Regions from separate parts of the Homo sapiens genome. Here region 1 is linked to region 2. Evidence: read pairs that join two places in POLR2A ChIA-PET (ENCODE). Cell type or tissue: K562. All regions are shown on one strand. Each heading gives the region's core, and the rest is flanking DNA. Links, peaks and the distances in the headings are about the cores only.

The links. Peaks named below come from ENCODE experiments on the same cell type or tissue, not always from the same donor. Only the 100,000 strongest peaks of a DNase experiment are listed, where the experiment ranks them.
Region 1: POLR2A ChIA-PET joins it to region 2 with 5 read pairs; 2 of 35 experiments call an interaction of 5 or more read pairs at or near these places.

The regions. Positions count from the first base shown.
Region 1 is chr9:131,100,663-131,106,040 of GRCh38, reverse strand. All of the region lies in intron 2 of AIF1L (allograft inflammatory factor 1 like), which reads right to left. Among named protein-coding and RNA genes, the nearest start is that of AIF1L, 6.8 kb to the right of the region's middle. RefSeq lists enhancers at 2,770-3,689, 3,955-4,505. In K562, for the core only: no CTCF peak of the experiment used is centred there; DNase peaks (open chromatin) are centred at 3,190 and 4,250; H3K27me3 peaks cover 3,591 bases.
Region 2 is chr9:131,158,032-131,163,409 of GRCh38, reverse strand. It overlaps NUP214 (nucleoporin 214), which reads right to left. Exons shown (of 36, transcript NM_005085.4): 18 at 3,924-4,027; 19 at 237-419. Among named protein-coding and RNA genes, the nearest start is that of NUP214, 35 kb to the right of the region's middle. In K562, for the core only: no CTCF peak of the experiment used is centred there; DNase peaks (open chromatin) are centred at 929 and 2,499.

The DNA of each region.
Region 1 (5,378 bases), core at 178-5,177, 57 kb after region 2:
TTGAAGTCAGCCTGAGCAACATAGGGAGATCCCATCTCTACAAAAAATTAAAAAATTAGCTGGGTGTGGTGGTGCGTGCCTGTAGTCCCAGCTACTTGGGAGGCTGAGGCTGGAGGATCACTTGAATCCAGGAGGTGAAGGCTGCAATGAGCTTTGACTGCACCACTGCACTCCAGCCAGACCCTGTCTCTAAAAAAAAAAAAAAAGCAACAACAACAACAACAAAACATCCATTGAATGAATGGACAGGCCTGCCATTCGGTCCATTATTTTCTCCATCCTCACCCCTGCAACGATCAGGCAGCTTTGCAAAAGTGTGTGCCCACGCATGACAGAGGCTGGAGGGGCTTAGGGTTTGGAATCCTATTTTTCCTTAGAGCCAAAAATGACAAATGCAGCCCAGTGTGGTGGTTCACGCCTGTAATCCCAGCACTTTGAGAGGCCAAGGCAGGCGGATCACCTGAGGTCAGGAGTTCAAGACCAGCCTGGCCAACATGGTGAAATCCTGTCTCTACTAAAAACCACACGTACCTGTAATCCCAGCTATACTTGGGAGGCTGAGGCAGGAGAATTGTCTGAACCCGGAATGTGCAGGTTGCAGTGAGCTGAGATCGCGCCACTGCACTCCAGCCTGGGCCACACAGTGAGACTTTGTCTTAAAAAACAAAACAAAACAAAACATGACAAATGCTTGGGCCACAAGTGACCAGGGTGGGAGAGGCAGCTGAGCTCCTCATGTGTGGGCAGCCCTCACTGGCTCTGGGATTAGGGCAGCTGTGCTGACCATGCCTGGGTAGGGGATGGGGGAGCCCGGCGGGCAGTGGCAGGAACAGGACTCCACCAGCCAGGCTGCCACGCCTGCTCCACCTCTGAGCTTTGGATTCTTGGTTCCTGCTCATGTACCACCCACAGCTCCCTCCCTGCAGGCATCCTCCCCCCGTCCCTGCCAAAGGCACAGGTACCCTGTCTTTCCAGGACCCCTGGCTGCCCTGACCCTGGGTCCATAGGCAGAGGAGACAGAGATAGAAGCCACCCCAGGTGTTTGGAAGAAAAGCAAAATAAAGAAAAAAAAAAGGCAGACTGGAGCCAGAATGCCTGAGTTTGAATCCACTTCATGGCTGCATGAATTTTTTTTTTTTTTTTGAGACAGAGTCTCGCTCTGTTGCCCAGGCTGGAGTGCAGTGGCACAATCATAGCCCACTGCAACCTCAACCTCCTGGGCCCAAGCAGTCCGCCCATCTCAGCATCCCAAAGTGCTGGGATTACAAGTATGAGCCACCGCACCCGGCCAGCAAATACTAAATAAATGTTAGCTGTTTATTATTTTTTTCTAATACTTATGCCCATACAATCAGCTTATAACCTCCATAGACCCTCACAGACTATTCAGCAGATTAGGAAGGAGGCCCCCTCCCCGTGGAGTAGGCCAGTTATGATTTCTCTCTCCTCTTTCCAGGTATCCCCATTTGACAGATGGGACAACTGAGGCCCAGAGAGGTTGCTCAACTTGCTCAGGATTGCCAAGTTTTAGCAATTCAAGGTCTATGCCTGCCCCAAACAAGAAGGTAGCCTGGCTGCAGGTTTCTGGGCAAAGAAAGTCAATACTGGGAGTTACCTTTCCTCTTCGGCAGCTGCAGGAGGTTATTCCAGAGGCCAGGGAACCACTTTATAGCCCTCCAGGGAGATGTGGGGGTAGGTGGTTTATTCTATCCCCTATCCTCCTCACACAATCTAACCCACTGTCCCCAAAGACAAGTTTTCCCGGCTGCAGAAAGTAGAAAGTGCTGGGGTGGGGGAGCAGGTGTGAGAAGTGCAGGGGGCCTCTGGGCCCTGAAAGTGGCTATTGACATGCAGAGGGGCAGGCCTGGAGGCCACAGTGGCCTGATCAGTCCCTAGCAAAGGGCCAGGAAATGCAAGCGGGCAGGAGCTGGGGGGTGACACACAGGCAGCTGAGCCCACTTTTCAGTCCCCGGGGACCAGAGCATCCAAGGCTGGGGCCTGGGAGGTGGCAGAGCTGTTAAATTATCCACCCAGCCACAGAACCAGAAGGGACTCCTCACAGCGTTCAGCTTGCCCTCCTTGTTCAATAGCTGGGGAAACCGAGGTGCCGGAAGGGACAGGCCTTGCCCAAGTTCACAACAGTTGAAAACGTCACATCATCTCTCTGAGCCCAGGGTGTGTAGGACATAGGGGATAACTTGCCAGGGTTGCCATTCCAGCTTTAGCACATACTAGCTCTGTGGCTCTGGGCAGGGCAACTTTACCTGTTTACCACTCTAGGCCTCAGTCTCTTCATCTATAAAGTGGGCTTATCTATCAAATGGGATCATAATGATATGCAGAACCTCCTCACTGAGTTGCTGTAAGGAATTTTTTTGTTTGTTTGTTTTGTTTTGAGTCAGGGTCTTGCTCCATTCCCAAGCCTAAAGTGCAGTGGCACGATCTGCAGGATCACTGCAGCCTCAACCTCACAGACTCAAGCTATCCTCCTGCCTTAGTGCCTGGCCTGCGGTAAGGATTAAACGAGCTAATTGCACAGAAGGAGCCTGGCTCCTAGTACACTTGCTAAGTGTTCAAAATTATTATTATGTCTTAGGATCATCCAAACTCAAGCCACATCGAGAGGCAGGTGTGTGTGCGGGGGAAGGGCAGGGAAAGAACATCACCCACCGACCATGCTGTGCTCCTCCGTGATGCCCTGAAGTCCTCCTGGCAAGTCTTGGCCCACTGGCCATCCCTCAAGGGCAAGTTTTGCTTTGTCCTCAGCCCCCGGCTGACCTGGCAGTGATGGGCCATCCAACCTGCCTGAACCCTCCCATCTCAGTCCCCAATAGCATCTGTTCACTGCCGCCTTTCCTGGTCACCTACAGCCTCTGATGCTCGCCAGAGTCCCCCAAGCCCATCCCAGCCTCCAGCGAGGCCCCCAAGTGCTATGCCCAGGAGGGGCTGTTTCCAAACCCATCAGAAGCTGGCAGCCCCTGCCGTGCCTGTCCTCAGAAGCCCTCCCACCTGCCTGCTCCTCGCTGACTTAACTCTCTTTCTGGGCTGGTACCTCTAGCACCTTCTGGCGAACCCTTGCTCCTGGCCCTCCAGGCTTGTCTTTCTGTATCAGCTGCAGCAGAATTTTGGGGTGGGCGGATATCACCATCTTGGAGGCCATCCAAGGGGCTGGTGGCTCAGGCCTTGGACAAGAACTCCAAGGACAGGAAGCACCATGCCGGGGCGTAGGACCTCTGACGCAGCCCACAGGCTCTTAAAGGGCCAGGGCCAGGCCACAAGTGGTGCTGGCACCTGGTGAGTAGCAGAAGCCTGTAATGTGCACCCACAAGGACAGCGGGTTCACATTCCCCACTGCAGCCCTGGGCCTCATTCAGATGCCGCATCCTCGCCAACAGATGGGGCAGCTAAAGAAAAACTCCCAAGCAGCTATGCAATAAAGCACACCCTGCAGAAATTCCATCTCCAGCTTCCTGTGACACGGCCACACCAAGGTCATAACTGGTTGGACCTGCAGGGGACACTGAATCCTCAGAGGCTCACGTGGCCACTTATCACCATCTCCCTTATAATATATTAAGGAAGAGCAAGAGAGGTGGGTGCCCAGCAATGCCAGCTGCATACATTCGCCTGGGCAGGGACAGAGTGGCACTGCCAGGTACATAGGAAAAAAGACACACCTGCATACTTGCCTGGGTCAGGTCTCAGAGGCCCCCCATTGCTGGGGGAAGGGCAGGGGATATATACACCCCTGGGCAGAGATACCCAGCCTACCCTGCCCAGCTGCCTTCCCAGTGCAGATGACATGTGGCTTCTGAAAAAAACATCAGGGGCCAGGTGCAGTGGCTCATACCTGCAATCCCAGCACTTTGGGAGGCCAAGGCGGGTGGATCACTTGAGGTCAGGAGTTCGAGACCAGCCTGGCCAACATGGTGAAACCCTGTCTCTACTAAAAATACAAAAATTAGCCGTGGTGGTGGGCACTTGTAATCCCAGCTACTCGGGAGGCTGTGGCAGGGGAATCGCTTGAACTTGGGTGGCAGAGGTTGCAGTGAGCCGAGATCATGCCACTGCACTCCAGCCTGGGTGACAGAGTGAGACTCTGTCTCAAAATGAAAAACAGCGAAACAAAACAAAAAACCATCAGGTACCTAAATGTGACAGGGAATGCTGAGTGCCCTTCATTCGACCCAGGAGGGCTGGACCATTGGGACAGTAGCCAGAGATCCTTATCGATATAAGCAAGAGAGGCCTGTGTCATAGCTAGGCTGCAGCCACCTGGTGACAGGGGCCAGGGTGACTGGGTTTGAATCCCAGATCTGCCACTTCCTGGCTGGGTGACCTTGCAGGTGACTTCATCTAGCTAAGCCTGTTTCCTCATCTCTAAAATGGAAGTCAAGGCCCGGCACAGTGATGTATGCCTGTAATCTCAGCACTCTGGGAGGCCAAGGTGGGCAGATTGCTTAAGCTTAGGAGTTCGAGACCAGCCTGGGCAACATGGTGAAACCTTGTCTCCACAAAAAAAAAAAATTAGCTTGGCGTGGTGGTGCACGCCTATAGTCCCAGCTACTCAGGAGGCTGAAGTGCAAGGATCACCTAAGCCCAGGAGGTCAAGACTGCAGTGAGCCGAGATCACACCACTGCACTTCAGCCTGGGCAACCCAGTGAGACCCTGTCTCAAAAAAAAAGGAGTCATGATAATCCTTATCCCATGGGGCTGTCTGCAGATTCTCACTGTGCATCTGTCTGCTGGGGTGCCCTGTTGCGGGGTCAGCGAGATGATGAATGTCAATCTGTGGGCATGGAGCACAGCCACAGCTCGTTACTGTGTTGAAGATCTCACCTGTTGGCCGGGTGTGGTGGTTCACACCTGTAATCCCAGCACTTTGGGAGGCCGAGGGGGGCGGATCACGAGGTCAGGGGTTTGAGACCAGCCTGACCAATATGGTGAAACCCCGTCTCTACTAAAAATACAAAAATTAGCCGGGCGTGGTGGTGCGCGCCTATAGTTCCAGCTACTTGGGAGGCTGAGGCAGAAGAATCGCGTAAACTTAGGGGGTGGAGGTTGCAGTGAGCCGAGATCACGCCACTGCACTCCACCCTGGGTGACAGAGCGAGACGCCGTCTCAAAAAAAGAAAGAAAGAAAAAAGACCTCACTTGCTAGCCAGCTCATGTGGCAGCCCTCACTGTCCCCTGAGCGCCTCCTGCTAAGTCCCAGGGCACAGCCACCCTGAGGGGCAGCGCCCCCAGCCCCACTCCTGCTTCTCTCTGTCCCTGTGGGAAGCTGGAGAAAATCTCTCCCATTGCCATATAAGGCCATGCCTGGCTGGCCTGGGGTCACCAACCATGCCATCAGGGCTCGGGGAATGCCAGCTATGTA
Region 2 (5,378 bases), core at 157-5,156:
CAGTGTAATATTTTACAGACTTAATTTAACTCTCCAACAATCCCACGAAGCAGGTATTGTCATCCTCATTTTTTAGGCAAAGAAACAAAGGATCAGAGAGGGTGGGACCCTGACCAGGATTACACAGGTGAGAGACACAGAGTCACTTGCAAACCCATATCTGAACCACTCTAAGACTCCCTAAATGTTCATGCATTCATTCACCCATATTTATTGAGTGCAAGTCCTCTCCACACCTGTGAATGCTGCTCTGGGAAGGAACAGCCGAGGACAGGCTCCACAGGGAAGTCTGTTTGTAAAGGCGGAGCTGCTGAAGACTATCCACCAGGTGATTCAGCCTCTTCCTCTGTTGGTTGATGATTTCCCGATTGTTGGCTAGGGTGTTAAACAGTGTCTCTCGCTCTGGCACAAGCAGGTGCCTGTTGACAACAATGAGAAAAGAATTAAACATGAATGGTTCAAGTAAAGGAATCTCCCAGTAAAAAAACAAACAAGACTACAATGGTAACAGTGAAAATGATAAAATGGAGAACCAGCACTGGACAAGAACCATTAAGAAATTACTAGAAAATAAAAAGGAGATGAAAGCCTAATGAAGATAAAATGGAATGTGGAGAAAACAGCTGGAAACAGGCAGGCCAGTCCTGTAGCAAAGGACAGCATACATTAGGTGAAACCTGAGAGAGGCCCTGGGAAGAAAAGGGCAGGAGTGAGGTGTGAGTCAGGAACCAGGAAAAAGCCAGTCAGCTTTCTACTTAGAATTTATCTGTTTTTCTGAATGTAAATTATATTCAATTAAAAAAAAAAGGTTCACTGGAAGTCTATGGGAGTCAGTTAATTCTTCAGACTATTGTCAAGAAATAGGGGGACAGCATAAGATTTAGCATCAGGAAGGTAACCTGCCCAAAAGAACTAAAACAAGACAGAGACAACAGTAGCTGCCTCTGGGAAGTAGGTCTGACTGTAGAGGGCGACAGGTCTATTTGCTTCCGCTTTTCAGTAGAAATCTTTAAGTAGCTTTGAAATTTTTTTCTGACTGCATTAATTTGCAGAGGGGATAGGAAAAATCATACATATAAAAACATAAGGAATAATCCCACATCAGTTATAAACCAAATTTTCTTTGCTATGGTATGTCAATACAGTCATGTGCCACATAACGACATTTTGGTCAATGATGGACTGCATATACAACGATGATCCTATAAGATTACAGTAGAGCTGAATTCCTATTGCCTAGTGATTTGTGTTACAATTGTCTATAGTAGTCAGTACAAAACCATGCTGTACAGCAGGGGTGTCTAATCTTTTGCTTCCCTGGGCCACACTGGAGGAAGAATTGTCTTGGGCCACACATAAAATATACTAATGCTGGCTGATAAGCTTAAAAAAAAAATCAAAAAAATCTCAGAATGTTTTAAGAAAGTTTACGAATTTGTGTTGGATTGCATTCAAAGCTGTCCTGGGCCACATGAAGCCTGCAGGCCGTGGGTTGGACAAGCTTGCTGTATGGTACTGTGGTCTAGGAGCAACAGGCTATACACCATAAGCGCCTAGGTGTGTAATAGGTGATGTCATCTAGGTAATAAGTACACATAGTGTAAGCACATTCTGTGATGATCATATAATGACAAAATCGCCTAACAATGAAATTCTCAGAACGCACGTTAAGCAACAAGTGACTCTATGTATATTTTGCCTCAACACAAATCATGGAATGAAAAATGCTTGCTAAACAGAAACCTCTGGATTTATTTCCCTTTTTCCCATTACCTCTTTGAGTTCAGGGCTGACTTGAATGACTGCCTCTGGTAACAAGGTAGTTCAACATATAATTTTTAAAAGGCATTTCAGGCCAGGCGCGGTGGCTCACGCCTGTAATCCCAGCACTCTGGGAGGGCGAGGTGGGTGGATCACGAGGTCAGGAGTTGGAGACCAGCCTAACCAACATGGTGAAACCCCATCTCTACTAAAAATACAAAAATTAGCCAGGTGTGGTGGCACGCACCTGTAATCCCAGCTACTCAAGGAGGCTGAGGCAGGAGAATCGCCTGAACCCCGGAGGCGGAGGTTGCAGTGAGCCGAGATCGCGCCACTGCACTCCAATATGGGTGACACAGCGAGACTTAGTCTCAAAAAAAAAAAAAAAAGGCATTTCAATAGGGTTCAAGGTAATATTCAGGGATGGCCCTGAAACAGAGAAGTGCTATCAAAATAGAAAATTGTACAGATTTAAGAATTTGAACTCTGCAGAAAGAGAACTCAGAAAAGCATAAGTAGTAAATCCACAGAATTGTTACAAAGGAAAAAAAAGCTTGGCTTCTCTTTAAGCATCATGCACTTTCTTACAAGGCTAACTTGTTAATTACCAAAAAGAAATACAACCATTGAGCAGAGCAGAATGTACCCACTGTAAGGTTAGACCATTGTTTCCCTTGTGGGAAAGCAAACCATATGGTTAAACATGAATCAGAACCAGGTGTGTGAGCTAGTTCTCTAATGGGGCCCCACTGCCCATGGAGACAAGTGCTCCAGTCCACAGGCCACAGAATTCTCCCCTTAGATAGTGGCGGAGGAGAGCTTCTCACTTCTATCTCCCTATACCTATCTATGCTGCAAGCTGAGGGTCCTCCAGTTGGGATTTTTAGCCTTTCTCCACATAACACAATGTAATTTATTGAATTGTGCTTACTAAATTATAAGCATATTATAGTCCTGTCCCTGATATCACACCCAGGTTGTCCCACTGAAAAGTACATCAAATAGACCATTTCTTGGTTTGTTTTCATACAGGGCTAGCTAATCATTAATCAAGTGTAGGTGTTTCAGAAATCTAACATTTCATGGCTGATTCATTTTTCAAATTTCTAATGGGCACTTCATGCTCTCATGGTGCATGACATTCTACTCCTTGTGGAAAATATGTGGCTTAAAACCAAATATCTAGGGATAAAAAACTATGCTAAAAGGTTTTCCCATTACTTTGCCATCATTTCTCTCATCTTTTTAATTATCCACACTAATTACAAATGTTTTCTAAAAAAGAAAATTTGAAATATACAGAAGAGTATTACGGAAAATTCTCCTTAATCCCGTTTTGCAGATATAACTACGAATATTTTGTTACATCTATTTACTTTTGTACCTCCACATTCTTATTAGCCAATATGCTTTTGTCTTTTTACTTATTAAATTTTTATATTACATCTAATAATTATAGCGAAATAGTTATATATTCATACATTTTGTAGAACATAGAATATGTATTCAATATATTAAATAATTTATTGGAGAACATGCTAGTCAATGGTTACAGGGTATTCTGTAGTTAAGAAAAAAAGCGACCATATTTATTTAGCCACTCCTGTACCTTTAGATAATTAGGCTGAATCCAATTTTTCACTATCATAAATTATACTGCAATATAAATTATTTTATGTAAATTACTGAGTATCATTTGTTGTTTCTATAGAAAAATATTTCAAGTAGAATGACTGTTAAAAAGAATGAACGTTTTGTAGAGATTTTCTCTTTCTTGTTTTTTTTTTTTTGAGATGGGAATTTCGCTCTTGTTGCCCAGGCTGGAGGGCAGTGGCACGATCTCAGCTCACTGCAACCTCCGCCTCCTGGGTTCAAGCGATTCTCCTGCCTCAGCCTCCATAGTAGCTGGGATTATAGGCATGTGCCACCATGCCCGGCTAATTTTGTGTTTTTGGTAGAGACAGGGTTTCTCCATGTTGGTCAGGCTGGTCTCGAACTCCCGATCTCAGGTGATCCACTCGCCTCGGCCTGCCAAAGTGCTGGGATTACAGGCGTGAGCCACCGCACCCGGCCTGGGATTTTCATATGTTCCTAAATAACCTTTTTAAAATGGCAATAGCAATATCTATTCCAACACATTGCAGATGAGAGATCTCATTCACCTTTGTTTTTTCTTTTGTTCCAGATGCTGATCCCACTCCAAGTCTAGAACATCATTCACATCTTGGACAGCAAATTTCACATACTGATGAAGGCGCCGAATTTCCTATAAGAAAAAAATTAAAAGGCAAATAACTTGTTTTTCTGATAGTTTGGGGGAAGATGTATCAAAACAGTCAAAAGAATTCTAAAATACTTCTATATTAAGAACCATAATGAACAAGGAAAACAGAATAGGTTTTAATACGATTTTTAAAACTATATAATTAAAATGAGGCCGGGTGTAGTGGCTCAGGCCTATAATCCCAACACCCTGGGAGGCCAAGGCAGGAGGACTGCTTGAAGCCAGGAGTTAAAGATCAGCCTGGGCAACACAGCAAGACTCTGTCTCTAATAATGTATACAAATAAAAAAGTTACATAAAAAAACTTTATAATTAAAATGAAAAACAAAATTGGCCAGGAGTGGTGGCTCCTCACTTTGGGAGGCTGAGGCAAGCAGATCACTTGAGGTCAGGAGCTCAAGATCAGCCTGGCCAACATGGTAAAACCCCGTCTCTACTAAAAACACAAAAATTAGCCAGGCAGGGTGGCAGGTGCCTGTAATCCCAGCTACTCAGGAGGCTGAGGCAGGGGAATCACTTGAACCCAGGAGGCAGAGGTGGCAGAGAGGTGGTACAATGAAAAGGGAAACAGAATGGGTATGGCTGCCTAGGCCCCCAGGGAACAAATGTTCTTGCTTAATTCTCATTTCTCAGTTCCATGGTCTGGGAATTTTCCATTCCATTCTGGTACTCAGACAGTGCATCCATTTAGATTTTGCTCTCCCACCCATAAAATTAACTGTAATGGAGACAAAACGGTGCTGAAAGTAATTCTAAACCTATCTATTCACAGCATAGAACATATAAGTCATCTTCCCATTTGAGAAATACTCATTTGTTTGCAAAATCAAAGAACACTATCAGCACTAAAAACTGAATCTGTCATTATTTAAAATTTTAGCTATTTAACTTATTATAGGCCTGCAATAATTTTATTTAAATTTTGGGCGACTGTTAACCTTCATGGCTATGCAACTTGATTCTCAAAAATTAAAAACAGGCCAGGTGGCTGGGCGCTGTGGCTCACACCTGTAATCTCAGCACTTTGGGAAGCCAAGGTGGGCAGATCACCTGAGGCCAGGACTTCCAGACCAGCCTGGCTAACATGGTGAAATCCCGCCTTGACTAAAAATACAAAAATTAGCTGGGCAGGGTGATGCATGCCTATAATCCCAGGTACTTGGGAGGCTGAGGCACAAGAATCACTTGAACACAGGAGGCGGAGGCTGCAGTGAGCTGAGATCACGCCACTGCACTCCGGCCTGGGCAACAGAGCAAGACACTGTCTCTAAACAAAAAATCAGGCCGGGCATGGTGGCTCATGCATGTAATCCCAGCACTTTGGGAGGCCAGG